Regions from separate parts of the Mus musculus genome. Here regions 1 and 2 are each linked to region 3. Evidence: chromatin loops called from intact Hi-C (ENCODE). Cell type or tissue: left cerebral cortex. All regions are shown on one strand.

Region 1 (8,000 bases), 94 kb after region 3:
TGGCTGTGGGATGGCTGTTTGTGGAAGTCACAGTGACTATAGTAGCTTAGCACATGCTCTGGCCATGGGTGATGTCTTCCTTGGCCATGGGTGATGTCTTCCTTGGTGAGGGGCAGAGTTCTATACTTAGATTCTTAATGGATTCCAACTGTCTTGCTGAGGACTGAGCGAGCTGCAGCTCCCACTGTTTTTTTTTTTTTAAAGATTTATTTATTTATTTATTATATGTAAGTACACTGTAGCTATCTTCAGACACTCCATAAGAGGGCGTCAGATCTCATTACAGATGGTTGTGAGCCACCATGTGGTTGCTTGGAATTGAACTCAGGACTTTCAGAAGAGCAGTCAGTGCTCTTAACTGCTGAGCCATCTCTCCAGCCCCAGCTCCCACTGTTAACTGCATGTTTATCACACACCGTGTTCTCAGTGCTGGCATGAGGGCACAAGCATCACTTAGGGCTCATATTATAAGACAAAGGTTTCTCCTCAGAGGCCAGTGCTCAGGATAAAGTGCTTGTGACCCCGATGGCCATAGTGTGAAGGGGTGGTCTCCTACATGCCTCCCTCTCCCTTCCCTTGACTTTACAGCAGCCCTGGGAGGCAGCATTAGACCAGCAGAAGGCTTGGCTTATTGTCCTGATTTGGAAGGCTACTGTCCAAGCCTAGGGTTTTGTTCACTGTGTGGACGCTGAGACTGCATCAAGAAATACCTAACTAACACTTGCGTTTCTTTTCAGCTTTTACCGTTACGTCTTAGAGCCGGAGATTTCTTTCACTGCAGACAGCAGCTTTGCTAAGGGACCGATAGCAAAGTTTCTGGATATGCCACAGTCTCCGCTGTTTACTTTGAATCTGAACACACCTGAGAGTTGGATGGTAGAATCTGTCAGAACACCATATGATCTGGATAATATTTATCTAGAAGAGGTAGGGATGTAATTGTTCTCGACTATCGCATCATGTATAAGTTAAATCTATCCATCATTCAGTCAGTGGCGATTCCTGAACTGAGTGGTGGAGATGGCGCTCACATCACACATCAGTGCTCCCTTACGTTGATGCTCCCTTACGGCAGCTGCTTTATTCAGATGCCTTCCCGCTCAGAAGTTGCGGTGTGTGCGTGGACTGCTGCTCCCACCCTTGCTCTCTCAGCTTAGTCAGCTTTGGTTGTCCTCAGAGTTGGTCGGCTCCACGTCAGTGTCAGTCACTCCTCTCATCCTCTCCTGATTGACAGGAAGCAGTGCTAGGGAGGGGCATTCATTAGGGCTCCTAAGAATGCAGCCTGTGGTGCTAGGGAGGAAGTGGCCTGATCTGGGTGCCAACCAGGAAGCAAAGAGAGGAGAGTCCCAAGGGCTTCCGCCTTTTTCTTGTCTAACTCATTTCAGGATCCCCAGCCCACGGAGCAGTGCTGCACATTTAGTGTGGGTCTTTCCTCCTGAATTGATCCTCTCTGAAAGGCCCTCACACATGCCCAGAGGTGTGCTTCCAAGCCTAGTCAGATCTGGTCATCACAGTCCTCAAATACCCACTCCCAGTTGTCCCCGGCAGTTAGGAACTGTTTCTGATCTGACACTGTGTCTAAATCATTACCCAACGGGTGGTCTTCGTGGCTGTAGTGGGTGGTTTGTGACACATTCCTTCTGTCATAGAATCCAGGATGGAGCTCTAGCCCTCAGCCTCGGTGGCAGCCAGTGCTTTCCCCCTCGTGATTGTTGCCCTGACCTGGCAGATTACATGTGTAACAGTAATTACATGTGTCATGTGCTTTAACTCTGGTCTTTCAGGTGGACAGTATAGTGGCTGCTGAGTATGAGCTGGAATATCTGTTACTAGAAGGTCATTGTTACGACATCACCACAGGCCAGCCCCCTCGAGGACTACAGTTCACTTTAGGAACTTCAGCCAACCCAACAATTGTGGACACAATTGTGATGGCCAATCTGGTAAGTAATCAGTTTATCGATAGTACAACTTCCGTGATGGTTATTTAGACACTGTAATTTATGACAGAACAGTTAGCATTCTGAACCTTGGTGTGAAATAGAACTAACAATGGACTGCTGTGTAAAGTCCCTGCTTGCTCTCCGTGGAGCACTGCAGGCGCCACTGCACTGCCCTGCTGAGGCTCTTTGCCTCTTAGCTTATTGGTTGGTAGTTTTTTGGTTTGGTTTGTTTTACTTACCTCTGGTTTGTTAATTATCTTTTAAACTTTCTTTAATTATCATGGTAATAAGACCCTGAGTTCAGTACCTAGTTCATGAGAGGGGATGGGGTAGATAGGCTGTCATATACACATACATGATCTGCATGTAAATGAAAATGTAAGCATTCATTAGAAACATTTAAATGTAAAGAGACCTGAGCCTGTACTCTGTTTGTGTCCTAGGGATATTTTCAGCTCAAAGCCAATCCGGGAGCCTGGATTCTGAGACTGAGGAAGGGGCGCTCAGATGACATTTATAGGATCTACAGGTAGGACAAGGAGACGGCTTCATTGTAGAGACTGAGCTTTAATTGCGCATTATCTGGGCTTACCCCAGGCATCGTGCGTTATAGTCGAGTTCATGATAAAGCCAAGCTTCTCAGAAGAGTAAGTGTGGGAGAAGTTGTAGGGGATGGGTTGGTTAGCAAGGGGTCTAAGTGCTGATCAGAGCGAGGTCTGTTCTCCATTGCTTTCCCTGTCAGCTCTTATCAGAAGGATGCAGATAGCAGGCAGGAGCTCTGACCACTTGATGAGAGCTGACTGGAAACAGCAGGGTCGGTCCTGTTCAGTACGCTGATGGGAGGTGTTTATCATGACCCCGGCTGTTTTGTACATGCACAGAACACATGAGCTTTGACTGTGTAGTCTGACTGTCGGTCCTGGTCCCTGGGCTGCAGTTGTGTAGGCGTACTCCTACACCAGCCTGTCAGTGACAGGAATTGTCTTAAAGTTCAAACGAACCCCAGAACACCATTTTAAAAATGTGGTCTCTATCCTGTTTAACACAGTTTAAACTCGTCCTTAGTTCTGTGCCAGTTTGTGTAGGGAATGGTTTTCATTATGGTTTCTGTGAACAGCCTAATGTGTGTATTTGCTTTGGCTTCATGGCCTTTTACTTGACATGGAGAAGCAGTGTGGTTTAGTGGGTTTGGTTTTGGTTTTTCTCTCACCCACGCTTGAACTGGACTCAAGTGAGTCTTCTGCCTTAGTCTCCTGTAGCTGAGACCTCAGGCGTGTGCCTCCATACCTAGCTTGTGCAGATTTCTTATTCAATAACTTAGAATTTTGTGCTATAGTAATGTCCTTATTGTAAATAGTAGGCTTTTCCCTGATTCAGTTATTTTCCCAAGAAGGCTTCACAGAATGTTTCTTCTATGGGCCCTGTCCATCTTCTTCCTTGCCTGGGGCTGTGGTGCCGTCCTCTCTGCTGTCTAGGGTTCCTGTCTTCCGAGGCTTCCCAAATGGACAGCCTGTGATTCTGGAATCTTCTGTGCGCCAGCTTTCTCCTCTCCTTTTGCTGCCTGCTGAGTGACAGCACATGCAGTGGCTTCCTCACATTGCTGCCTGGAGAGTGAGATGAGGAGGAAGCGAGTACTCACAGTCGTCCTGCTCTGCCTTGTGGGCCTCGGACCAGAGCGGCTGCACTGTGGGCTTCCTACCAGACACAGAATTGAGTCTGTGCTCTAAACTTGGCTGGTTGTGCCGCCTCTCACACTGTAGCCTAGGCTGGCTTTGATCGCAGTTGATCTCCCTGCTGCTTCCTGTTGGGGTTACAGGTGTGAGTCACCACACTCTGCCAAGAGTTAAACAGCAGAAGCGGCTCCAGGGATGGGCCTGAGTGTGCAGACTGTGAGCGGACAAGCTTTGTCATGATCTGACCAGTGCTTGTCCTGCCTGAGAGCCCATTGATGTTTGCCTGCTGTAGGAAGGAAGTCAGCTCACGTCCCTAGCCTAGAGATGGAGATTTCCAGGAACACTTCTTTGTCCTGTAAAGGTGTTTCTTTCAGACTGTGAGGAAACTGTTGGTTTTAAAAAGTGTTTCTACAATGAAGATGGGCAAGCACAGCCCATCTTGTTGTCTGAGTATTTACCGCATTTTGGGATTGTGATTTCTTTCTCTGTCTTACTTGTCTCTAAGCCATGATGGTACAGATTCCCCTCCTGATGCAAACGACGTTGTTGTCATCCTCAATAACTTCAAGAGCAAGATCATCAAAGTGAAGGTGAGTCTGCTCGGCTTTGTCAGGGAACAGACAGCAGTCCCCCCCTGTGGCCGTGGCCAGCCACTGTCAGGGAACAGACAGCAGTCCCCCCCTGTGGCCGTGGCCAGCCACTGTCAGGGAACAGACAGCAGTCCCCCCGTGGCAGCCGCTGTCGGAGGTACTAACACTTGTGACCGTGCTAGGAGAGCCCTCTCGCGGTAGTTCATTAAGACACTGTTTTAATGTTCTGTTTTGTGTTAATTACTGTTGTGATTTTTACCTTGCCTAACTTACCAATTAAGCATTAGTACAAATAGAGTGAACAAAGCTGTAATATGTATACAGGGTTCTCTACTCTTAGAGTTCATGCATCCAGTAGGGGCTTGGAATGTCTCCATTAGATGAAGTAGGACTGCTGCATTTGGAAGTCATTTTGGTATTCCATTTGGAAGTGGCTTTTGGTTGGTTGGTTGGCTTTTGGATTTTGTTGTTGTTTGTTTTAATAGTTCTAGGGATGCTGCTTAAGAAAAATGTCTTAGTGAAGATAAGATTCTAGCTTTCTTCAGCCAACAGATTGTCACTTTTGGTAATCTCAGAGTCCCATTTTGTGCAAAATGTCCCCACAGAGACTTTGTGTACTCCCCTCTCCATTCTGATTGAGACAGGGTCTCACTATTTAGCCCTGAAGCCCTGATTGACCTGGGACTTGCTATGTAGACCAGGTTGGCCTCGAACTCACAGATATGTTTGACTGCCTCCCAAGTATCAGGATTAAAGGCATTGCACCTGGCTCAGCTTTGCCATGTTTTTTTTTTTAAGTTTTATTTATTTATACACATGTAAATGTGTTTATGTGAATATATGACACTCGTATACCTGTGAAGGGCACAAGAGAGCATTGGTATCTCTTAGAAATGGAGTTACAGGTTGTTGTGAACTATTCAGTATAGTTGCTGGGAACTGAACTCAGGTCCTCTGGGGGAGCTGTATGAGTGTGCTCTGAACCACTGAGCTATCTCTCCAGCTCTGGCTTGGGCGCTTTCATACCCACAATTCATAGAGTTAGTATTTTAGTCTCAGAAGACTGTGGGAAATTCCACTGGCAATTCAACAGTAAGATTATAGTTTTTATAGGCAGGATGGTGCACACCTGTAGTCTCAGAACTGGGGAGTTAGAGGCAGGAGGATCAGGAATTTAAGGTCAGCCTAGACTGCATAGTGAGTTTGAGGCCATCTTGAATGATATGAGACACTGCCTACAAAACCAAACACAGAATACAAACAGGTGATTTTATTTAGTCTTTTCTTACTCTCTTTCTCTTCAGCATTTTGAAATCCTAAAGTAAAATGATTGTAGGATAAGTAACTGTTACACATGGTAAAACCTAAAGTCAGCCATTGCGAGGCTGAACAGGAGGGTGATTGCTGCAGGGAATCTTTTGTGGTAGAAGTCCTGAGCATGGACCACCTGATGCGCCTCTCTCAATGGTTCCTGTGGGCCGCATTCTTCCCTTGAAGTTGTCAGCTAGAGAAGTTGTCTTCTGGGTTACTCCCTCTGTTTCTATGAGCTTGGTCTTTGGCTCTTTGTACAATTCAAAGAGATGGCTGGCTTGCCCCTGAAGGCTTTAACGTGAGTGTTCTGATGAACGCACTGCCACAGTCCTGAGAGTCTGGGTGGGGTCCCCTTTAGGAGAATTGGTTGATTGTTTCCTGTTGCCAGTGCACTTCAGGTTTGCGCCTGTCAGACCTGTCACATACAATTGCAGGTTCAGAAGAAGGCAGACATGGCTAATGAAGACTTGCTGAGTGATGGGACAAATGAGAACGAGTCTGGATTCTGGGACTCATTCAAGTGGTAAGTCGGCATCATGGTGAACAGCTTACATGTACAGGGAGGGCCAGAGGTGTGAACCATGCATCCTTTGCAATATGGTAATTTTTTCTGGGCTTCCAAACCACTTCATGCAGCTAGATTAAGCCCTTTCAGTTGGAGAAGAGGAATGCTTCCCTTTCGGTTAAGAGAAGGAAAGTGTTCTTCCACGGAGGGAGCTTCTGGTGTGCTCTCTTCCCTTGTGGTTGGTGGGGCCCACTGCTGGCAGAGGTGACGGTCATTGGACGGCTGTGTTCTTTGGAGTAGCTTGTGTTCTGTGTATTCCTCAATGACCGGGTGCCTTTGGGGAGCATCCTCCTTATTACCTCCTTTTCCTTGTGCCCCACCTAGCATCCCCTGGTGCTCCCACCCAGCATCCCCTGGTGCTCTCACCCAGCATCCCCTGGTGCTCCCACCCAGCATCCCCTGGTGCTCCCACCCAGCATCCCCTGGTGCTCCCACCCAGTATCCCCTGGTGCTCCCACCAAGTCTTACCTCTGGAGCAGGAAGGCTCAGGCACTGTCCCTTTCCTCTCCTGAAAGGTTGTGTCAGCCCCACATGTAAGTGCTGTTTTTAATTATGTCATCACAGGGGCTTCTCAGGACAGAAGGCTGAAGAAGTGAAGCAAGATAAAGATGACATAATCAATATTTTCTCTGTTGCATCTGGTCATCTCTACGAAAGATTTCTTCGGTTAGTTTTCACTATTTGTTATGTAAATGGATTTGTTATAGTATTCTTTGAGTGAAAGGATTTGCTTGCTATGGTGTGTGTGTGTGTGTGTGTGTGTGTGTGTGTGTACACACACAAAGTACTCTGAGGGCTGTGGGTAGCCTACCACATACAGTTCTATTTGTTGTATGCACACCTTATAGACTGTTGTTGATTTTTTTGGCCATCAAATATTGCATAAACCAGAAGCTAGAGAATTGGCATAGAAAGTACAGAAACTGTGTAACACTTGGCCATCTTCTGCAGAGCCACAGGCCTTTAAAGCCAGACCTTAGGTTTATGTGAGAACAGCTTTGCTTGCAAACTGAGATTAAAATGGAAGGAGTTTGTCTAGGTCATGCAACTGGAAGCAGGACGGATCATTGCTTGACATTGTTGATGTGGTTAAGAGGGGAGGGCTTTCGGGATCCCTTTGTGGAATCCTGAGGTCTCAGGGTGTCTGGGAGCTCAGCGTTGAAGACATATTACTTGAAAGCCATTGTCCCAATTTCACAGCTGTTTGTCCTTTTAGTTTTCATTATAAATCTGATATAGAAAATAATAAAAACAATGTCATTTGGTTAATTTCTAGTCCTTTTTCCAATAAATATCTGCTCTAAACTAATGACAGTGGCAATGACTTTCCTGAGCCCATGCCCTCCCCTTACTGACTCCAGTCTCTCCAGGCTCTCGACAGAGGCTGTGCATGTGTGCACCGTTTGCTCAGTACCAGATGTTGCTGTGCCTGAGCACTGGTTTGGAGAGTGCTGTAGTCCTGACTATGATCTCCAGTGCTAGCTAACTCACCGTCAGTTGATGAGATGGGTCATTTAAATGTACAGCATAATTAGAGTTTGCCTCTATCTGTTGGGGTATACTTACAGGGAATTCCTTGTCCCTCTCTCTTCCAGGGACATCTTTATGTACGTATATGTATACTTTCCCATTAGTGAAGGTCTCTGCCTAACTGAACAATGGGTTGGCTCTGCTGTCAATCTTGTGAGTTCCTTCTGCTTAATGTTGCTGAGGTTAAAAAGCATTGAGAAATAATTATTTGTTTTGTTTGGCAGCATCATGATGCTCTCAGTCCTGAAGAATACCAAGACTCCTGTGAAGTTCTGGTTCTTGAAGAACTACTTGTCCCCCACATTTAAGGTTTGTTCATAGGGAAAAGGAAAACCTTGTTAAGGGAATATTAACACTGTAACATATTCTTTTCTACCTTTGTTTTATC
Region 2 (8,000 bases), 400 kb after region 3:
GCTGTGAAGGGCAGGGCATTAAGCCTGCTGGCTCCCAGGGTTTGGTCTCTGCAAAGCTCTCCAACGGCTCCCATAACAGTGTAATCCCCCACAGAGGCCATAAGGGTCCCAGTATCCAAAACTCCTTCCAGACACTGGTCCTGACACTGCTGACTAAGTTGGAGTTTGACTGGCCAGTTTTAGCCAGGTTGCTGATTGGAGCCAGATATTATACCCACTCCAAGGGCAAGAATAAACATACTGTTCTTATAGGAGCTAGATCAGAAGGCACCACTGCGTGTGCCAGAATTCCCTTATCTTTCTACAACAGACATTTATTTCTTACAGAAAATTACAAAGGGCTTTTCACCCATCTAACTACTAGGACAAGATCTAGGAAGCCCTATTGTTGGTGGCTTGGCATATTTCTGAGGGGTTTAGTCTTGGGTTTAATTTTTGTTGTGCTGACAGTGTGACTTTGACAAGATTCCTGGCTAGGGTGGCCTTGGGTCACAGCATTCCAGGCTGTGTGTCTGGGGTGAGGATCCTGGGTTCTAGGATGAGCCCTGACTTTGTGCAGGTTTTGGCTCTTCCTTACCTCATGACTTTGGACATGGCACTTTGTTCCACTGTTCTTGGGGTAAAGGGGATGCCATCAATGAAACAGTGAATTCTACTCATGCAAAGGTAACCGGGTCATCGTGGGGATACAGTTCGCGAAACCCATGTGTTCAGAAAAGAAGAAGGAATCTCTGGAATTCTAAAGGCAATCAGTGGCTGAGGGACACAGCCCACTCAGGTCCTGTGCTGTGTCCAGCATTAACCAGACTCTCTCTGTAAAGAGAGTGGCAGTTTGGAGCTAAGACCTATTGACCTCACCAGACCTGTGTGTCTGGCTTCTACTTGCAATGGAGACCTTGTCTGAGCAAGCATATGGAGTGATCTACACAGGGCGAGAGAGCCTTCACGGTCAGACTTGTCATCCCAATGTCCTTAGCATCCTGATCTAGCTTTTGGCCTAGGATCTTTCTTCCTTCCTTCCTTCCTTCCTTCCTTCCTTCCTTCCTTCCTTCCTTCCTTCCTTCCTTCCTTCCTTCCTTCCTTCCTTCCTGGGATGTCAGGACCTTTCAGAACACAGCTATCTCATCACTGTTTCCTAGGTCCTAGTGATACTGTATGTGACTGTTTCCAGAACTAATGAAATGGTCTCATTTCTTGGTATACAACAGACCCAGGAAATCCCCAAGTTCACCCAGGTCAGATTTTTGTTTTGTTTTGTTTTGTTTATCTTCCTTTCATTTTTAGTGTTCTTTCTTGGAGGGGTGGTGGTGGTGTCCCTGAAACTCTCATCATTTGCATATCCACACTTCTTAGGTCAGGGTCCAAGAACAGACCCAGAGAGGTAGGTCTGAGAGTGCTGATTGCAGGAGAAGTGAATCAGGATTGTGTGGACAGGGTGAGAGTGGGGTTCAGGCAGAGACTGCGGAGGGGCCTCAGCTGGTCCAGTCAAGAATTCAACACATAGCTTCAGAGTTCCCAACTAATGCCTTGCAAGCTTTTCATATTCCTGTAGTCCATGTTCAACCACAAGCACCACGCAGGAGGTCTGGAACCCCGCTATATCTGGCCCCTGTATAGATAAATACAATGAAGCTGGGCATGATGGAATGTGATTGTAGTTCCAGTGCTGGGTAGGCGGAGACAGGTGGATCCCTGAGGTTAGCTGGCAGCCAGTTTAGCATGCCAGGTAAGTTCTAGTGCAGTAAGAGATTCTGTCTTCAAAATCAAGGTGGATGGTGGAAGGAGGATACCCAGGGTTATACTGTGACCACCACATATATGTGTACACATTTGTGTGACCTGCACATATACAGAAGGAAGGAAGGAAAGAAGGAAAGAAGAAGGAGGGAGAGAGATGGTAAAGTACTAGGGTTAATATGCTACTGGGCTGGGGAAGGGAAGAAAGGAGCCTGAGGCCAGGGCATTAGGGAGGACATCCTTAATTCCAGCAAACGCGAGTAAAGACCATTACCCAAATTCTTTTAGTTGAATTAAGCAAGCTTTATTTTCTTTCAGACAGAGCTGTCTCCCTAAAAGCAGGGATTTGAGGAAATAGCAGTGAACATAGAGACCATGGGGTTTATATAACCCCCAAACTACCAGGGCTTTTCAAGGGTTGTGTGTGTGTGTGTGGGGGGGGGTCCAGAGGAATTTTGGTTATGTAGGAACTTGGCTGAACGCTTCAAAATACTTGGCAGAACATATTATCTTATTGGGGTGGAGGTCAGGGTATAGGGTGTGGAACGTGTCAAATTCCAGAAAATAGGTCAACCCCAAATTTTACGAAAACAGGAATGACCTTACTTTGACCCTCTAGTTTTAAGATGGAGTCAGGCTGGTCCATAAATGGGCAGGGCCACTAAGTGCTGTCACTGTACAGATAGGACCCCGGTTTAAACCGGTTTTCTGTACCCAGACTTGTTAACTCTTCTTTTTCCCTGTTCCTTTCTTTGGGGTGTCTAGATGTGTTAGGTCACGATTTCTATTGTTTTACAACCTTAGATCCGGGGACTGTGAGTGAGTAGGTGGGTGTGTTGCCATCTCTCCATCACCGTGGCAAAGAAAAGCTTCAGTCAGTTTCCCTCTGAATTTTGCAGGCTCTACTCTCTAATCATTGAGTCAGCACAGCACAGTGGAGAGTGTGGAGCCGAACAAAGCTGCTCTCCTTGTGACTAGCATTCAAAAGAGACAGGAAGGGCAGGGGAGGTGGCTCAATGGGCTTGCCTTGCAAGCGTGGCTGATCTGTGCTTTGAGTTCAATTCCCAGGACCCTCTTTAAAAACAAAAAAAAACAAACAACAACAAAAACATCAGGCACGGTGGGACACATCTGTAATCCCTGTGCTGGGGAAAAGAAGACAGGCGAATCCCTGGGGTTCACTGGCCAGCTGACCCAGGTGAACGGGGCAAGTTCCAGGTCTCAGTAAGACATCCCCAGAACTAAGGTGGTTCAGGGGAATGAGGCCTAAGGTTGTTCTCTGTTTTCCACAGCACCCCTAAAAAAAAAGACACAGGAAGGGGGAGGGCTAGAATTCCACAGGAAGAGGAGGGGCTAGGGTATCACAGGAAGAGGAGGAGCTAGCCTTTAAAGGACGTATCGTGACCGACCATGGATGAGGGGGCTCAGAATGAGTTAAAAATCTCTGCTGCACTTGCAGCTACGTCTCATGTGTGGCACTTTGCTTCTGTAAACTTGCTTACTTCCTGTATCAGCTAGCAGTCCCCTCACCCGCTACCCTGCGCGCCCTTAGACGAACAGTTGCAAAGTAATTGTTCCAGCCATGTCAGTTTTCCTTCAGTAAATATGCTCAATCGTGATCCTTAATCACATACGCTAAGCCCACCAATGACAGAAAAAGGAAAAAAAAAAGTGATGCCGTACAGTCTATAAATATAGTGAAAAACTGTTGGATCAGGGCCCAACTCCTCAGAGCTTTAGCTCAGACGGTCTGCCAGCTGAACCTGCTGGCATAATTTAAAAATGAGCTCTCCAGCTCTCTGGGTTCGATTTGTTTTCCTGAAGGTCTGATTTCTGCAATACACAACACACACAACTCCCCCTTTTGCTTTCACTTTTAAAATCCCCACTAGTGCCATTGTGGTGATCAAGCCAAGATCAAGCCTTTAGGGGATAGATAAGATCCAAACTCTAGTACTGTACACAGTTAGTCAAGAGGGTAGTTTTAAAAATAGCTCAGGGCTTCACTGTGCCATGTCTGGTCTCAGAATCTCAGATTCAATATCCCGAGACAGCTTGGCTTCTTCTAGAATGGAATAATAAGCACGTCCCCCTTCAAGATGCAGAATGGAAGGGGAACGTTGACCTTTCGGTCCAGACATCTCCAGTGTATGATGGTTTGACTGTATGGCAGATCACAAGTGATACGTGGTCGGAAGAAAATGTTATTTGAATGCTGACTTTTGATGTTTTCCCAGCTACAGTAGGGATATAGTTCACTTTTGAGATGCTTGGTAGTGTATTGGCTCCATGGTGGCTATTCTGCTAGGAGAGGGTAACAGAGGTATACTAGAACCTGTTTCTGCCTAGATGTTTAGCTTGCTGTGGACTTGGGAGACATCATCCATCGCTACTTAAAGAACACCCAAAGGAGGCAGGCACCTTGTGATACTCAATCTTGATTGCCAACTTGGTGGTAATTAGGATCACCATGGAAACAGACCTCTGGGCACGTCTATAAGGGACCCTGTAGATTGGGTTGAGTTGGGAAGACTTGCCTTCAAGGTGAGTGGTGCCATGCCATAAGCTAGAGTCCCGGACTGAATAAAAAATAGGAAGTGAGTGACACGCCAGCATCCCTCTGCTTGCCTGCTGGCTCTGTGTCCAGTGTGACGGGCTGCCTCTAGCCCTGCTACCCTGCTCTCCCAGGCACGCTGCACTGTGCGTTTAAACCGTGACCAGATGAATTTGTCCTTTTTTAAATCTTTTCATTTTTGTCAAGGATTTTGAAATAGCAATTTGAAAAGCGACCAATACGTGCATGCATGAATGACATTTCCTGGTTCCAACTACGTGCATGCATGAATGACATTTCCTGGTTCCCACCACACTCTGGCCTTGTTACTGCTGCCCTGCTTACAGTGAAGGACCTCAGATATAAGTAGAATAGTAACCACTTTTGCCTTTGTAGAGTCAGAAACTGGGAAAATAGGGTTTCACTTGACACCTGAAGTGCTGACTCATCTTGGGGCTTTGGGTCTAAATATGGGTGTTTTGGGTTAGGTTTTAGTAAAATTTTAAGCCTGTATATGATCTTAAACACTTCACTCAGTTATTCTCTGTATATCCTAGAGTTGATTATCTATTATCAGGCAACGAAGTACCAAGGAAAAGACATTTTTAGAAAGATTATGGTGGTTGCTGGAGCCTGCACAGTTTGTTAAGAGAAGACATGCCTCAGTGATGGTTTCACTGTGCGGATACCAGGATGTAAGATTGGGATACTCTTACATCAAATGCACTGTGAGCACTGTAAAATATTTGACACTTCTAATTATGCTGTTATGAGCAAAATGACGATGTGGGGCGACCTAGGGTGATTGCAGCGAGATAGGCACAGAGTGAGATTTTGTGGCCCAGCTTGAAGGAGGAACCTCATTAGATTCAGGCACATTTGGTGTTTAACACCGTGGCTGCAGGGCTCTGTGGTCGAGACAGTGTACGTTACCCAAAAGCAAAGTCATGGCAGCTACAGGAGGACAGGGCAAAGGCAGCTGGGGCTCCAAGAGGGAGATCGTCTCATCCCACAGAACGAGAGCCTAGAATGGTGGCCGAGCCAGGCCCTGGGCCCTGAAAACAGAGCTGCGGGCTGATGTGGAAGGTGACCATGGTTTGTCATGGAGTTGGACACGGCAGGATGATGTGACCTATGAGCTTCCCCAGAGGTTCATGGTATAGTTTTATAAAATGTGTATGTGTGCACATGTGTGTGCATGTACATGCGTCTATACATGTGTGCACACTTGTGTACATGTGTATGTGTATCTGTGTGTGCATGCATGTCCATGTGCACATATGTGTATACATGTGTGTGTGTGTGTGTGTGTGTGTGTGTGTGTGTGTGTGTGCATATGGTATGTGGGTGTGAGTATGTGTGTACTGGTGTGGTTCCTCAGGTATCATCCACCTTGTTTTTTTTTTTAAGGCAGGGTCAGTCACCTTTTACTTGGATCTGGTTGATTCAGGTTGGCTGGCCAGTCAGTGAGTCTCAGGGAGCTACCCTCCTTCTCTACCTCTCCAGTGCTGGGGTTACAAATACACACCACCATGCCTGCCTTTAACGGTGATTCTAGTGGGTTCACTCAAGTCCTCATGCTTGCAAGGGAAGCATTTTGCGGAATGACACATCTCAGCACTAGTGACATATTTAAATCTGTTCTGCTGCTTAGAATGCAGACAGACTTCTTAGGGTCCCCAGGGAATTCAAGGCAGAAAGCACAAGTTGGATCTCTGTTCCTTCATGCTGGTCCTCACTCTATTCTCCTTCCAAGCAGCTATGTTCCTGATGCTTGCCCACCACCTAACTCACCCGTTCATCTAACTGCATCCATTCTTTTATGCATCCATCTCTTGATAACTCAACTATTCATTCATACACTTATCAATTTACCATTCATTTGTTTGCTTGACTGTCAACACACATAGTTTCAGCCATCTTTGTATCTGTGCATGCATACATCATGTATCCATCCATTGATCCATGCACTCACCATATACAGATGCATGCATCCATCCCATGCATCTATCCATTTACTTATCCATCCATTACACATCCACCTACTTTCCACCTGTATATCCAACCATCCCCCAGCACCCCAGCCTCCCAGAATCCAAGGTACTATATATAATTGGTGCAGAGAAACAAATAGGTGATTCAGACAAAGCTCCTGCTTTCAAAGAGCTTACAACCTATTTTCAGGTGCCTAAGGCAAAAGAGTTCCAGAGGGACTCACAAGAGGAAGAAGTTTCTGCAGTCCTAGGAAGGGTAGAAAAAGGAAGCCACTGGGGATTTCAGCATGAAACTCCATGGTAAGCACTTCTGAGCAGGCTAGATCAGTGGAAGGTGAGGAGAGGCTGACTTCTTGGTTGGCTGCTCCAACAGAACCCTTGGGGACATGTGGCCTTGGGGCTGGAAAGGGAGAGATGAAGTGTTCAAGATGCTTGGCTGGGGTAGGTGCAGGCTAGGGTCTGTAGAGGGCGCTAGAGGGGAAGATCAAAGATTAGTTTGCAACTAGGTCAGGTTCAGGGACACAGAGCCCGAGGCATCATTATCGCCTGGCTGTCCTGAGACCTCCTCTGCCTCCTCTCCTGCAGTCCTAACTTCTCCTTCCCCTTCCTACCGATTCTGGAATTCCAAAAGCTTGCAACAACCAGGGATCAAGAGAAAAGTGAATTTCCTGTTCTGTTTGCAGATCAACAGTGGCACACAACCTATTCCTCTCAGTTCACTCTGACGGGCAACCATTTATCTAGATAATGCATTTATTATCACAGTTCCACTGTTTCCTGTTGAGATAGATGTGCAAAAACCGAAGCGCCGATGACTTGCTTGCACACATTAACTGTAGGGAAGGAATACAAAATTGGACATATTAGATTATTTTGGCGTTAATTCAATGTTTGCAGCCTCCCGTTGTTCTCCATCACCCCCTCTCCTACAAATCAATTTACAAGGGTTTCGTTGGAAATAATACTTAGTAGCAAGAGCTGTGGGCGAACCCAGCTGCAGCGAATACTCTGTTACTAGAAGACAGGGAGGCTGAGGGGACCGATCTCCCTGGCTCCTGACAGAGCAGCTGTGCTGAATGGGTCTCCTACCTCCTACTCTTAAAATTTGGTGGCCTAGGGCAAGAACACAGATAATGTACCACACATGAGCAACACTCTAGTATTGATTTACATGCAAGCATGTGTATATGTTCATGTATATGCAGGTACACATGTGTGTTCCATGTATGTGAGGACCAATGGCCAACCTCAGGTGTTCTGTAGGAGTTATGCACCTTGGTCTTTGAGACTGGCCCTCTCATGAGGACCTGAGGCTTGGCATTTATTTAAGCTGGACTGGCAGGCCAGTGAGCTCCAAGAATCCACTTGTCTCTGCCTCCCTTCTCAGTAGGAGAGTTACCAAGCAGACATTATTATTATGTCCAGTTTTGGGGCGTGAATTAGCATGTGAAGTTTTCAAGTTCTGTGTGGGCCGCATGCCACTGAGTTTCAGTTTCCATATCTGTACAATGGGATGACTGTTGCTCTGCTCACTTAACATGGAGTTAATTTCCCACATATCATCGTTAGATGTGGGGCTTGTGGTATCTGGGCCTTGTCCCGGTTTGCTAGCTTGGTGACTTGGGGAAAGCTGTTCAGCCTCTGTAAACTTGGCATTTCTCATCTATAACACTTCCTTTAGAGGAATCCTCTTGTAGACTCTGTGTGTGTGTGTG
Region 3 (8,000 bases):
TCAACTAGGGCCGTGAGATCTGGCTTCCCTGTTTCTGGCATCCTGAATGTGGTATATAGTCAATGTCATGTAGATTAAGATGCATAGAGTAATGCATGCAGGTACACTTGCAGGTACGTGTTAATGTGTAACAAAGTGAAAGGTGCCACTGGGAAAAGAGAGGAGAGTGGCTGAATGGTCATGTGCATTTTACTGCAATGCCATTTTTCTTATGATGAGAATGCATTCATATTTTGTTTAAGAAATAAGGTTATTCGCTCTGGAAGACACTCTGCTGATTCCTCAAAAAGTGTAGTTAGCATATACGCCAGCCATTCTGCTAATCGTTCTGAAACCACATACCCACGCAGAGCAGAGTTCAGAGAAGAACCATCCCTTCACGGTATCCCAGAGATGGAAACACCCAAATGTGAACCAGCCGATAAAGAGACGGTGGAGCAATGCCGGAACCACAGCAGTGGGGTATTGCTTGGCCAACACAACTGTGGGAACAACTGACTCGTGCTCTGAGGATGAGCCCTGGGCACACACTGAGAGAAGGAAGTCTGTCACCAAGGGCCACATGGGGGCTGGAGAGATGCAGCTGCAGTTTAAAGCACACTCAGTTCTCAGCACCTATGTCAAGTGGCTCATAACCGGTTTACCTTTAGCTCTAGGGGACTGACAGCTCCCTCTAGCACCCACATATGTGTCACACATAAGCAACAACAACAACAAAAATAAATGAGGCTGGAGAGATGGCTCCAAAGGTTGAGAACGTTTGCTCTTGCAGAAAGCTCCACATTTGATTGGCAGAATTGACATGGTGGTTCACATCCATCTGTAACTCCAGATATAGAAGATAACTGACATCTTTGACCTCCTTGAGCACCAGGCAGGCAGGCAGGCAGGCAGGCAGGCACGCACGCACGCACGCACGCACGCACGCACGCACACACACACACACACACACACACACATGGTACACATACATGCAGCAAAACACACACATAAATCTTAAAATATAGAAATAAAAAACAAAGGGTCAGGAGTTCCATGAATCCATGCACATAAATATCTATAATAGGAAGCACAGACACAGAAACTAGTGGTGGCCAGGGCTGGGTTTGAGGGAAACATGGGCAATAAAAACTAAACAGCATTCATTACAGCGATTGCCTAGCAGACATGAGGCTCTGGGGCCAGTCCTCAGCGCTACAGAATCCTGGCGTGGTGCTGCACTCCTGCAAACCCAGCAAGGAAGGTGGAGACAGGGGGACGAGAAGTTCAAAGTCACGAAGTAAGTTGGAGATCCACATGGGTTAGAGACCTTGTCTCAAAAGAACAAAACCAAGGGTTCAGGTCTCACAATGAGACAAGGAACAGTGGCTGTTCAAATTTAATGGCACTGAAGCCACTAAATTTAATTGTTACTTTAAAATTTTGTTTCTGTGGTCCGGAGGGATGGCTCCGAAGTTAAAAACACTGGATGTACTTACAGAGGTTCTGAGTTCAGTTCCCAGCAACCATGTGGTGGCTCACAACCATCTGTAGTGTAATCTGGTGCCCTCTTCTGGCCACAAGCATACATTCAGGCAGAACACTGTATATAAATAAATAAATCTTTAAAATGTTTTTGTTGTTGTTTTTGTTGTTGTTGTTTGAGGCAGGGTCTTACTGTGTATCCTAGGCTGGCCTCAAACTTATGGCTATCCCCTTGCCTTAGCCTCCAAGTGCTGGGATCGCAAGTGCGAACCACCACAGTGAACTGCCATTGGCACATTTTTATGACGATGATTATGGTCTGTGAGTTATATCTCAAGGGGAAAAAAATGTATCAACCAAACTAAAGCCTCCACATTACTCTGAAGGAAGAGCAGGGGGAGCAGAAACAAACGCGAGCCCGGAGTGGGAGCAACGGAGTGGCGGTCCTGCACCCCGCGGCTGCCAGGAAGATGGAGAGGGGAGGAATGGCTATCTTAGAGAGTCGGCAGGGCAGCGAGTGTGGGGATGGAGAGGGGCCATGTGGGAGTCGCGAGGCGGGAGGGAGGTCAGCCTGTAACCAGCGTGGCTGAAATGATGCGTCTCTCCGTCTGAGCATCAGAGTCTTGAAACAAAGGATCTGCAAGATGGGAATTTCCTCAGGAAAGAGACAAGGGGCAGAGAGGTGGGGCTTTTATCCTAGAGATTCCACACAATTCTAACAATCTGTCAGGCCATTACACAGAATGAGACCGAAGCCCAGACATGTTGGGGGTCGATGGTAGGCAGGACTACACTGAACTGCCTAGATATGTACACCCCTAGCCTTTTATTTAAACTTTAATATAATTTCAGGACCCCCAAAATGGACCTGAGGCCCCTCTTCCCAATGTGACTACATTGAATAAATCTCCCTTTTCAGCCTTTTACTATTAATTTGGCTGTTCTAATTGCGTTCTTAAGGATAGGTGGCTGAACTTGGATTCTTGAAGTACGGACTGTGGCCCCCAAATTCTGTAACAAACCTAGCCAAAGCAGGACCAGGAGGCTCGCTGTTCTCTCAGTCTTCAGGCGAGCCAGCTTCAAGACTGTGCCACTGTTGGGTGCTAATCCCATTCCAGGCCTGGTGTCTCATTGTGCGTGCTAGGTGACAGGCAAACCACTGGTTAAGGTTCATTTTCCTGAAAGCGGCTTGATTTCTAGGTTGCAGGGTTGGATGGGCAGCGGACCAAAGCAAACAGGGGTGTTTTGTTAATCATCCTTTGGAGGATACTTGGCAGAGAGAAAGGAAAGCAAAATCCCGGTTGCAGGACTCTCAGTGTGGCGTGAACAGGAAACGGCCAGGTGGGGCCCGGGACTGCCGGGGGGGTTTTCCTTCAGACTGAGGAAATTCCCGTGGCTTGATTAGGTGGTGTCTGGCAGAGATGCTTGAAAACCCCTGCTCTCCTCACAACCCAGCCTCATGTGGTGTTCGGCCCCAGTTGGATCCCCGCACTACAGCGCGCGTTGGCAGCCTGCTTCAGGGAAGCTGCTTGGAAATTTCAGCTCAGAAGTCCACAAGAAAAGGATGGACGCGGAAGGCCAGATTCCTGCGTCTGACTGAAGGGGACCGGCATGCTACTGTCGCATCCATTCCCAGTTCGTTACCACTGACCAGTGTCCCTGCATCTCCCTTTGAAGGAATGGGAGGAATTCCCTCGTGAGCCAGGAGGCGGCGCCTTCTCTGTGCTCCTCTGCGGCAGAAGGAGCAGAGAAGGTCCCATTGGCTCAGAGGCTGTGTCTGACCTGCCTGAGGCCACACAGCCGTCCTCAGTACCGTTGAGATCTGGAGTCCCAGCCAAGACTCCAGACCCTTTGCCTCAGGATAAACCCTTTATGGTTTTGAGGCAGGATGGATGATAGGCTGGGGACATGGGAAGAGAAAGGAGATGCTTCTGGGTGACCTTTCTCACCACCTGAGAATCAGGAATTGCAGTATGCCTTACACCTTTCTCGTTCCTCACCTGTAAACCTGGCAATTTCTAGGAATCCATCAGAAACCCCATTTGCAACAAAATACACATACCAACTTTTGTACCAACTTAGGTATCCTGATTTTATTTAATCAGATTGGAACCTACCCAAGGTGCCTCCAGAGTCATCCTATAATCTTATTTATGAGGGGGGAGGGGATGGTTCTGGCATTCAGGAGGCAGAAGCAGAGAGAGGTGAGTATCTGTGAGTTTGAGGCCAGCCTGGTCTACATAGTGAATTCCATGCTAGCCAAAGCTAACAGTAAGGCCCTGTCTCAAAAATAAACCAAAGAAAAACAGGCTTAAAGATCTCCATGTGCCAGCATGTGGGCCTGAGTTCAATCCTCAGGATCCAGGTGAAAATCAAACATGGCTGCCCACACTTGTAACCCTGGTGCTGATGGGAGCAGGGAGCCAAGACAGGAACATCAGTGAAGCTTGCCGGCCAGCCAGCCTAGCCAATATGGTAGCCCCTGGTTCAGTTAGAGACCCTCCCTATGAATACACACACACACACACACACACACACACACACACACACACATCTTTTAATAAACTTTAGCTCTGCTTCATGCTGTCTTGTCCTGAAGTTCTTCCCTGTGATGACTCCGGGGATCCAATTTTAGTGGAGCTGAAGTCCCTAAAAGAACTTCACTCTGCTACAGTGTCAGAATGGAGCTGTGTCTCTGTCCCAGCTGCCACTGAGAGTTTGTCATGGATGTGGAGGCTGGGGAAATGCTCAGCGGGTAAAACACTTGTCTCCCTGTGATGACCTGAGTTCCTTTCCCTAGAATCTACATAAAGCTGGCTGCAGGAGTGCACTGCCCCATGGGAGAATGGGAGGTGGGCATGGAAGAATCCACAGAAACTAATAAGCTGGCTAGCCTGGTCCACATAGTGGAAAACAATAAAGACACTGTCTCAAAAAGTGTTAGTTGAGTTTTCCACATGTGGACATCCTCTGGCTTCTAAACATACAGACACAGACAGACAGACAGACAGACAGACACACACACACACACAGAGAGAGAGAGAGAGAGAGAGAGAGAGAGAGAGAGAATGAACGAATGTTTGAATGAATGAATGAATGAATGAATGAATGTGAATTCTGGAATTCTGGCTCAGGAACAGATTCTGCAGCCTCACACAAAGTCCTCAATATAGAAGATACCTTTTCACCTTTCTAGTATCTACTTTGCCCTGTTGATGGCCACACAGAATCTCTCGTGTGCCACTGCACACCTATGCACACCCACTTGCCTGTTCACACCAAAGATGGTCAGTTCTTTGACTTCCTCGTGTACACAGTACTTTCCTTTAGGTACCTGAACACCTGGAGGAATCATAAACTCTCATGAGAACAGAAAATATTGCCTTCGGGTGTCAGGGTAAGGACTACAACTAAATCTTCCCCAAACAACCCCACTCAGGGCTTACTTAGCCGGGAAGAACCCTGTGCTGGGTTCTCCACTAGCCCTGTGTCAGTTACTCACTCTGGCCTCTAGGGGGCTCCCTAGGAACACAGACAAGAAGCCATCGTATCTGTTCCTTCAGACAAGAGTCTAAATGTGAACGAATGGACATGGTTTGGTAACCCACAAAAGTAACACATTGTGGAGGAGGAGAAGCCGTATCTCATCAGAGGATGATAATCTGTGAGCCATGGGGATCAATGGAAACTCCGAGTGACCAGCAGTCCTTGAGAACAAGCTTCATACATCATCTCTGGTCACCTCTGGGTAAGACTGTCCATTTTAATCAATCAATCAATCAATCAATCAATTTGGTTTGCACGTGGATATGTGCACACTGGTGTGGTCATACATGTGTAGAGGCTGGAGGTGGACTTCAGGGCGTCATCTTCATTCACTTTCCACTTTCATTTTTTATTTTATTTTATTTTTTGAGGCTGTCTCACTAAATCTAAAACGGGCTGTTTAGTTAGACTGGCTGGCCAGCAAGTCCCCAGGAAATGCTTGTCTCTTCCCCTAGTGCTGGGGTTACAAGCATACAACATGCCTGACTCTTAACTGCGTGCTGGGACCCAAGCTCAGGACTCCACACTTGTGCGCCAAGCATCTTACACATGGAGCCATCTCCTAGCCGGGAAGACTGGGATGCAGGCCATCTGGTCCCCTCAAGCTTCGTCACCGCCAGTATTCATCTAGTTGATGGTCACAACCAGATAGACTTCTGACTGCTGAATCTGTATTTTTGCCCCACCCTAGAACCATCTCACCAGTCACAGAGTCAGTAATTTAAAAACATATTTTGCACGCCTGCTTTCTTTTCTTTTCCAATTGCTTTGTTAGTTCCATGACAGGGTCTGGCCTCATAGCACTATCTAAATTGGTCAGTCAGTCAATGGCTTAGGAAGTAAAGGCACTTGCCACCAAACCTGCTATCTGAGTTAGATCCCGCGGACCAACATAGGAGGTGGACAGCTGAGCCCCATGAGTGGTCCTCTGACCTCCACACATGTGCAGGTTGCATGGGCAAGCACATACACAAAATAAAGAAAGAAATGTCAAAAGAAACCCTTGTATAATGTTTCATGCAAGTTAACAATTTTGTGTTGGATCAAATTCATAGCTCCCCCTCAGCTGCTTCCGTTTTCCAGAGAAACCACACTTTACCGCCACCCATAGTACAGAGGAGCGGGGTGGGGGTTGGGGGGGTGGGGGTGGGGGGTGGTGTTTCACGGAGGCTAAGCAAGCCCCGTGCTCTTTAGCTGTACCCAGAAGTCCAAACACACATCATTTTAATATCACTGAGTTGCTATAGCAAACTTCGGTGTCTCAGAGGACCTGGGTCCTTTGTTATTCAGTAACCACGCCCCCTGCTGTGGCTTTTCCCAGCAGACACAGCAATCTCTGCGGGCACCAGGTGTGAGGCTGACAGTTCCAGCTGTGTCCAAGGTCCAGCTGCGGAGCCTCCCTTCCCATAGCTTATTTAACAGGGCCTTATCCATGTTCTAATTAGGAGGCCAGACAGCGAGCTTGAGCTCGTTTCCCAGGCACGAATCCAGCTTCCCTGTGACTTTGTTTCCAATGTTGTTTCTTAGAATATGGACCTCAAACTCACTACATAACCAAGGCTGACTTTGAACTCCGATTCTCCTGCCTCCAGATCCGGGTTTGTGTGTCAACTTGACACAAGCTAGAGTCAAGGAGACAAAAGAGCCTCAGGTGACTAAAGGCCTCTATAAGTTCCAGCTATAAGGCATTTTCTCAATTAGTGATCAATGGGGGAGGGCCCAGGCCATGGTGGGTGGTGCCATCCCTGGGCTGGTGGACCTGGGTTCTCTAAGAAAGCAGGCTGAGCAAGCTAGTAAGTAACACCTGTGTGTGGCCCCTGCCTCAGCTCCTGCCTCTTGTCCTGTTTGAGTTTCTCTCCTGGCTTCCTTTGATGAGTGATATGGAAATGTGAGCCAAATAAACTCTTTCCTCCCCAATTTGCTTTTTGGTCATGCTGTTTCATAGGAACCCTGACTAAGACAAGCTGCAGTCACCAATGTAAATAAAGTGCAGAGTTGAGACTCCTGCCTCTCAGGGCTTCTGTTCTCTGTCATGAACGAGACCTTCTGTTTTACATCCAAGATTGCCCAAGTGTTTACAAAAGATGCACGAGGCACTCACTGTCCTGCCCGTTTCCATCTAAACTGCCCAGGCAGAACTAAACAGAAAACAGTGTCTTAATCTGGTAGCTGAGGTGGGCAAAGGTGTGCCTTCCTTCAATCACAGTGCTTGATGGGCTGCAGCAGGACTTTAAGTTTGACTTTGTGGGAAAAAAAAAGTAAGACAGTCTATAGGGCAATAGTTAGTACTTACCTTCTCATTTTATTTATTTATTTATTTAGAGACAGGGTTTCTCTGTGTCGCACTGGATGTCCTAGAACTTGCTCTGTAGACCAGAGATCTGCCTGCCTCTGACTCTCAGTCGCTGGGATTAAAGGAGTGTACCACCACCTCCCAGCTTCTTTTCATTGTTCTTAAGATTTATTTTTATTTTATGTGTACGGGTTCTTTGACTGGGTGGTTTGTATGTGAACCACTTGCATGTATGGTGCCTGCAAAAACAAAAAACAAAAAAACAAAACAAAACAGATTAAAAACAACAACAACAACCCAGATCTGCTCTCCAGGAAATGGACAGCTGTGAGCAGCCAGCCCTGCGAGTGCTGGGAAAACCAGTTCTTGCTGTGAGCTTTGAGCAGCGAGTGCTCTTCCCCGCTTGAGCAGTCTCCCTAGCTCCCTATTTTAGTTTTTGAGACAAGGTCTCTTATGTATCAGGCTGACCTCAAACTCACTACATAACCAAGGCTGGCTTTGAACTCCGATTCTCCTGCCTCCAGATCCGGAGTACTGTATTATACATAGCTGATAGCACCAATCTGTTTAGGTGGTGGGTGGATCCTAGGCTTGGAGCTAAGGGCTGAGGAGCTAAAAGCCTCAGGTGAGCTGGGAAACTCTGATAACATCTGCAAACACTTCGATTCAGGGAGCTCCTGATAAGAAGACAGCAGAC

What was found. Peaks named below come from ENCODE experiments on the same cell type or tissue, not always from the same donor. Only the 100,000 strongest peaks of a DNase experiment are listed, where the experiment ranks them.
Region 1: a loop joins it to region 3, with 2.0 times the contacts of the local background. A loop is called at or near these places in 2 of 42 quality-filtered maps.
Region 2: it touches region 3 in a loop (3-fold over the local background); 4 of 42 quality-filtered maps call a loop at or near these places.

Annotation. Positions count from the first base shown.
Region 1 is chr1:36,156,148-36,164,147 of GRCm38, reverse strand. Uggt1 (UDP-glucose glycoprotein glucosyltransferase 1) reads left to right here. Exons shown (of 41, transcript NM_198899.2): 29 at 738-927; 30 at 1,785-1,943; 31 at 2,387-2,472; 32 at 4,122-4,206; 33 at 5,952-6,040; 34 at 6,647-6,748; 35 at 7,837-7,921. Among named protein-coding and RNA genes, the nearest start is that of Mir6897, 16 kb to the right of the region's middle. In left cerebral cortex, no CTCF peak of the experiment used is centred here; DNase peaks (open chromatin) are centred at 1,235 and 3,640.
Region 2 is chr1:35,845,490-35,853,489 of GRCm38, reverse strand. No RefSeq gene overlaps it. Among named protein-coding and RNA genes, the nearest start is that of 1110002O04Rik, 20 kb to the left of the region's middle. In left cerebral cortex, a CTCF peak has its summit at 6,743 (motif pointing right); DNase peaks (open chromatin) are centred at 2,696, 3,204, 3,461 and 6,764; H3K4me3 peaks cover 494 bases.
Region 3 is chr1:36,249,992-36,257,991 of GRCm38, reverse strand. It overlaps Gm39625 (a long non-coding RNA gene), which reads right to left. Exons shown (of 2, transcript XR_865343.3): 2 at 7,450-7,542. Among named protein-coding and RNA genes, the nearest start is that of Gm39625, 9.7 kb to the right of the region's middle. In left cerebral cortex, CTCF peaks have their summits at 1,554 (motif pointing left), 3,164 and 4,959 (motif pointing right); DNase peaks (open chromatin) are centred at 3,172 and 4,977; H3K4me3 peaks cover 243 bases.